Regions from separate parts of the Homo sapiens genome. Here region 1 is linked to region 2. The links are chromatin contacts, found by Hi-C in ENCODE. All regions are on one chromosome and are shown on one strand. Each heading gives the region's core, a stretch centred on a gene start or an enhancer-like site at or near the end of the contact. The rest is flanking DNA. Distances are from core to core; before and after follow the strand shown.

The links. A loop is a pair of places that touch in the nucleus more often than their neighbours do. Pooled maps may share reads with other maps.
Region 1: a loop to region 2 is called in a map of IMR-90, with 6 times the contacts of the local background. The contact joins the enhancer-like site here to the promoter of LINC02182 in region 2. A Hi-C loop is called at or near these places in 2 of 168 maps with a recorded cell type or tissue (IMR-90 and endothelial cell of umbilical vein) and 1 of 50 pooled maps.

Annotation. Positions count from the first base shown.
Region 1 is chr16:88,243,886-88,247,372 of GRCh38, reverse strand. It overlaps a transcript of ZNF469 not described here. Among named protein-coding and RNA genes, the nearest start is that of LINC02182, 51 kb to the right of the region's middle. Within about 2 kb of position 1,550, at least 19 of the 41 ENCODE cell types and tissues checked have a DNase peak (open chromatin) inside an H3K27ac peak, as active enhancers do; they include IMR-90 and endothelial cell of umbilical vein, where a contact is called at or near this core.
Region 2 is chr16:88,192,644-88,196,024 of GRCh38, reverse strand. LINC02182 (long intergenic non-protein coding RNA 2182) reads right to left here and starts at 1,744. Exons shown (of 3, transcript NR_110944.1): 1 at 1,514-1,744; 2 at 1,160-1,275; 3 at 808-958. It also overlaps a transcript of ZNF469 not described here. RefSeq lists enhancers at 927-1,459, 1,668-1,962.

The DNA of each region.
Region 1 (3,487 bases), core at 301-2,800, 52 kb before region 2:
CTCATTCATTCACTCACTCATTCACTCACTCATTCACTCATTCACCATTCACTCACTCATTCACTCACTCACTCATTCACTCGCTCACTCATTTACTCACTCACTCTTTCACTTGTTCCTTCACTCATTCACCATTCACTCCCTCATTCACTCACTTATTCCCTCACTCATTCACTCGCTGATTCACTCACTCATTCACTCAGTCATTCACGATTCACTCATTCACTAACTCACTCATCCACTCATTCACTCACTCATTCAATCATTCACTCACTCGTTCACTCAGTCATTCACTCACTCAGTCACTCACTCAATCACTCACTCATTCATTCACTCATTCACTCATTCACTCACTCATTGATTCACTCATTCACTCACTCATTCATTCATTCACTCATTCACTCACTTATTCACTCATTCATTCATTCACTTACTCATTCACTCACTCACTCCTTCACTGATTGACTCATTCACTCATTCACTCACTCATTCATTCACTCACTCATTCACTTGCTCATTCACTCACTCATTCACCATTCACTCACTCATTCACCATTCACTCCCTCATTCACTCATTTATTCCCTCCCTCACTCACTCACTGATTCACTCACTCATTCACTCACTCACTCACAGTCACCTCTTTACCTTTGCCCTTGCTGCTCCTGCTCCCTAAAGCGGTGGTTCTCAAAGTGTGGTCCCTGTACCTGCAGATCAGCATCACTAAAACTTGTTGAAAATGTAAATTCCTGGGCTTCACTTTGACCTACGAATAAAAAATTCTGGGTTGGTGCCAGTGATCTGTGTTTTAGCAAGCGCTCTTGGCGATTCTAATGCAGGCTGAAGTGTGAGAACGAGTGTGCCAAGACAGCCTCCTCCTACCCGTCTCCATGCCTGATTGATGCCTACAGGTCCTTCAACAAATTCTCCCCTCATCTGGGAATCCTTACTTGGCTTGCTCTGAGATGGGGTTCCTGGTCCCCCAGCTCCTTTGCTCCCCCACTATGACGCTTATCACACCTGTTTCTGCCAGTCTCCTGGGTAAAGTTTCCTGAAGATGGAACTGGTACCTGACACATCAGGTGCACAGCAAATGTTAAATACAGAAGGGATGAATAAATGAATGAAAACATGAGTAAGTGAATGAACACAGACTTTACTGAGTCTTTTCTGGTGGTAGAGTTGGGGTTATGAACATGGGCAAGGCGGAGCTCCTGCCCTTGGCTTGCTCTCAGAACATCATGGGGAGCAAAGAATAAATGAATGAGGCCCTCCAGGGGCTTGGGGCCAGAGCTGATGGCTGCATGAGGGAAGCCCTTTGAGCACTGGCTGACCTTCCTGTGTCCAATAAACTTTGCATGGCGCCCAGGCGGATGCGTCCTCTCTGCTTTTGTTGGATGAGCCAAAGCAACCATTCCAGCTGCTGAGCCAGGCAGGAGGATGTCCCCGGGCTATGTACTGCTCCAGCCCCAGTCCCTGTGGTCTGTTCGGCTGCCTTTGTCACCGGGACACACACCAGGCACGCTCAATGTCTGGACTTCAGTCATCCTTCCTCACTGGTCTTTGTTCTAGTGTCTGGTGGCTGCATGGAGAGTTCCCAGAGCAGCTCTGATCCAGAGTAAACAAACCCTGCCCACCGTGTGATCTGAAGAAATGGCCTAAAAATAGGCCGGGGAGTCTTGACTCATGAGCTCTGTAGGCAAGGGGGAGAAGGACACTTGGGGATGAGAATTCCCCTCTTCGGGATTTGGGCTTGTGGAGGATGAGGAAGGTGACCGTCACGTGGTGACTCATCTGGGAAAGCTCAGAGGCGACTGTTGCCTGTCAGCCTTGGATTTCTCCTGGGCAGCTGACCTCCCAGCCTCAGGGCTCATCTCCAGGACCCACAGAGGGAGATGACAGCAGTGAACTTCAGCCCTGCTGAGTCTCACAGCGGCTGCGGGAGGACGGTCCAGGAGGGAGAGGCCAAGAGCCTACGCATCCTCTCTCCAACTGTTCTGGAGCCAGACTCCAGCAAGCAGCAGACCATGAGAAACAGCTCTGCTCCCACAGCCTGCAGGACTGAGTCACAGCCTCCTCCTCTACTTAATCATCCTCATAGCCCGAAGTCCTTACTACATCGGTCCTAAGTTCCTCATGCTGCAGCAAGGCTGCACCAGGCTCACATGACTGTACCTCTGCTGAGACATCTTCATCAGGAAGGACTTGATCCCCTCAGAACACACCCCTTCTTTCCTCCCCTCCCTCATAGCAACATGACCCTTGATGAAGGGTCCACAGAGACCAAATGCTCCTTCCCTCGGAAACAAAATTCCTTTGCCCTACGGGTGTGTCCTGCTGCTCAGGAGTGCTGGGACTGTAGGACAAGGCCTAGTCTTCCGATGGGTCTTCTGATCAGTTCATGGTCTTCCTTTTAGCAGTGATATATTGGTGTCCCAGGGTTGTGCACTACTTCAGAGGGTCTCTTCTTGTCATTGGCACCAAGTTCCACATCTCCTGGGGACCATAAGTTTTTCTGCTTTCCTAAATCATAAACTTTCTGAGCCATGCCACTGGGCATATAATATGCACCAGTTGTCAAACTTAGGTGACTGTTTTATGCTTACCCAGCCATACCTCTGTTTAGCTACCCATCCACCCACTCATCCACTTACCCATCCACCCATCAATTCATCTATCCATCCATAAACCCATTTACCCACCCATCTACTAATCCATGCATTCATGCATCTACTAACCCATCCTTTCACTTATACATCCATCTGCCTAGACACCCACACATCCATCCATCCATCCATCCATGCATCCATCCACCCATCCAGCCATGCACCTGCCCATCCATCAATTCACTGATCCATCCATCCACGAATACATGCATCCACCCACTCATCAATGTATCCACCCACCCATCCTTCCACCCATCCATCCATCTATCCACCTATCCATCCATCCATCCATCCATCCATCCATCCATCCATCCACCCATGCATTCACCCATCCACCCATCCATCCATCCACCCATTCACCCATCCACTAACCCACTCATCCACCCATCCATCCAACCATCCACTCACCCATCCAGTCATTCATCCATCCATCCATTCACCCATCCATGTATGCATTCACCCTCCCAAACCCCCACCCACCCATCCATGCATGCATAAATGCATGTATCCACCCATCCATCCACCTACCCACCTATCTGTCCATCCACACATCCACCCATCCACCCATGCACCCATCCATCCATCCATCCATCCACCCACCCACCCATTCAGCCATCTACCTATCCATCCATCCATTCATCCATCCATGCACTCATCCATTCACCCATCCACCGATGATCCGTGCACTCACCCATACGTACATCCATCCATTCACTCATTGACTCATCCATCCATCCATCCATCCACACATACATTTATATATATATATATATATATATATATATATATATATATATGCATCCAGCCAGCCATCAGTTCACCT
Region 2 (3,381 bases), core at 495-2,994:
TGTGGCCTGAGATATCAGATGTCTGTGGATCACGACGCAGCCTCCTCTGGGCAGAATAATTCCAGTTTCCCAAGTTAATCATCTTGGGAGCAAGTGTCTGGGCATCAAGTCCTGCTCGGTGTTGTCTCTGGAGCTCCCTCCTACCTTCCCAAACCCACAGAGGCTGTCCTGACCAGTTGACATGGAATATAAATTACTCCAGAAGAGATTTCCCTGGAGACAGCTCAGGGTGGGGGACCAATGAGAGACTCATGGGACCTTTCCTGACGCTCTGGGCTCTGTTCTCCTTTGCATCTCGGGACACCCCGAGGTCTCAGAGCAAGAGCCCTCTTCCCCCTTTTCTTCAAACGTCCATCTGCCATTGTTAGCTGGGCCCATGCCCTCTCGAGGACTGTTACCACCTTCATGCTGAGTCTGACGATATGACAGAGAGACTCTCACCCCAAGACACGTCCAACTTTCAGAATCAACTCTGCAACCTTGTCTCTTGGCCAGGATCAGCCGACAGCCCCAGCTAAAACCCACTTCCCCTCCAGCCCTCAGATCACCTTCTGTTCCCCCAGAAAATCCTCCCTCACCCACAGCCTCAGAGCAGATTATCAGTGTGAACTGAATCATGGATTTTCGCAAAACCACCCAGCGGGGCCCACGAACACAGCTATAATTAGCAGCACAGTCCCGGTGCAGAGGCTGCAGGTCATGCATGTCCAGAAAGGCAGGCCCTGTCACCCCCTGGGCCGCCTCCTGCTTTTAGCTCTCCAGGCTGGGGGATTTTGTTTGTGCACACTGTAAAAATTCACGCTCATCTGAAGGCACGTTCCATGCACACGTTATTTATTGTGAGATCAGCGTGCGATTACAACACAGCCAGCTGTATTCTGAGAACAGGCGGCTTGCGACCAGAGAGCCGCGCCTTGAAGCCCATCACCTCCTCGCCCACATGCGTTTCCCGTCAGATCTGAAAGGCGACAAGGGGAGAAAGACAAGCCCATCCATCAGCCTGCACCTCTGGGGCCTACGTGGCCCAGAGTTCTCCGAACTCGTCCAGTGTCCACAGCCCAGCAACACGCATGAGGGCTGAAGAAAGAGAGAAATACCGTTCCCTGGGACAGCGACGTGGACCAGCCCCACCGATTCCCTCCCCGCCCGGGTAACTCACTCCATGCTGTGTCCTTGGCCTCCTCTGACGTTACGAAACCCAACCCTGCGCTTTTTTCTTTGCTGCCTTTTAAAGACAGAAGAACAGCTGACACTTCCCTTTCAGCCGGCACCGTCCTGGCATGGGGAAAAAGCAGATGGAGGCAAGTCAATTGACATGTTGACAAACCAGTGGATCGGAAAATAAATCTACCCTGATCAAGTCACAAAAGCACGGGGAAGGAGACGCCGGGGGCAGCGCGAAATCCCGGGCACGGCTGCCTCCCGCCCCACGCCCAGGACCGGGAAGGGCCACGCAGCTGTGATGTTTTTCTCTCCAAAGGGAATTAATCATTTCCAGACGCCGGCCCAGCACCTGGTGCCCAAAGCCATAGGCCTGGGAGCTGTGCAGGTCTTGCAGGCAGACGACACCACTTAGCGGACGCGATTTCTTCCCTGGTCCCACTGCCTGGTGCGTGCAGAGAAACTACTCCCAAGTGGGAAGTGAGTGGCTTGTTGAGGCTTGGGACAAAGCTCAGGGGTGTCCCAGGTGAACCCCCTTCTCTAAAACAAGCAGGTCCCTCCCTGCTCCGACACTGAAATGACATCACGGGGCACTGAGGACGTGAGGCCCGTCCCCGGCTGCTGCAGTGCAGTGCCACCTGCAGGCCGTGTGGCCTGAGCAGGCTGTGCCATCTCCAGGCCTGCAGTCTCTCGTCTGTAGGAAGAGGATGATCAGTAGCCCAGCCTTGGAGGTTTGTGTGGCGGAGGGGGGAATAAACCAAGTAACCAGGGGCGGGAGCTTAAAGAGTGATTGCACCAAGCCACACTCTGCAGGTGCCGGGCCACGCTGAGGCCTGAGTGTTTGTGTCCCTCCACATTCATTTGTTGAAATCCTTAACCTCAAAGTGATGGGATTAGGAAGTGGGGCCTTCGAGAGGTGACGAGGTTAAGAAGCAGAGCCCTCATTAATGGGATGAGTGCTTTATAAAAGGCCCTAGAAAGCCCCCTTGCCCCTTCCGCCATGTGAGGGCGCAGTAAGTTAACCATCTATGAGGAAATGGGCCTCACCAGACACTGTCTCTACTGAGATCTTAATCTTGGACTTCCCAGCCTCCAGAACTATGAGAAAGAAACTTCTGTTGTTTATAAGCCACCTAATTTATGTTTTTTTGGGGTTTTTTTAGAGACAGGGTCTCGCTCTGCCACCCAGGCTGGAGCACAGTGGTGAGATCATTGCTCACTGCAGCCTCAACCTCCTGGGCTCAAGCTATCCTCCTACTTCAGCCTCCTGAGTAACTGGGACTGCAGGTGCACACCACCACACCCAGCTAATTTTAAAATGTTCTGTAGAGATATGGATCCTCCTGTGTAGTGCCCAGGCTAATCTCGAACTCCTGGCCTAAAGTGATCCTCCAGCCTCAGCCTTCCGAAGTGCTGGGATTACACGTGTGAGCCACCATGCTTGGCCTCCAATTTACGGTATTTTGTTAAAGCAACCCAGATGGACTAAGACAACTCTCATAATCAATATCATCATCCTTATCATCACCACCGTCACCACCATCATCACCATCACCACCAACCCCACCACCACCATCTCCACCACCACCATCACCACTACCACCATCACCACCATCACCACCACCACCATCCCCACCACCACCATCACCACCATCCCCACCACCATCACCACCACCACCATCACCACCATCCCCACCACCATCACCACCATCCCCACCACCATCACCACCATCACCACCACCACCATCACCACCACCACCATCAACACCATCACCACCACCATCACCACCACCACCATCACCACCATCACCATCATCACCACCACCATCACCACCATCACCACCACCACCATCACCACCATCACCACCACCACCATCACCACCACCATCACTACCATCACCATCATCCTCATCATCATCACCATCATCACTATCACCATCATCACCATCACCTCCATCATCACCACCATCACCACCACCATCATCATCATCACCACCACCGTCATCACCATCATTATCATCATTGTCATCACCACCACCACCACCATCACCATCATTACCATCATTGTCATCACCACTATCACCACCATCATCACCATCATGATCATCACCACTGTCACCACCACCATTATCAACACCATCATCACCACCATTATCACCTTTATCACCACCATCATCACCATCACCACCATCATCATTACCACCATCACTGCCATCATCA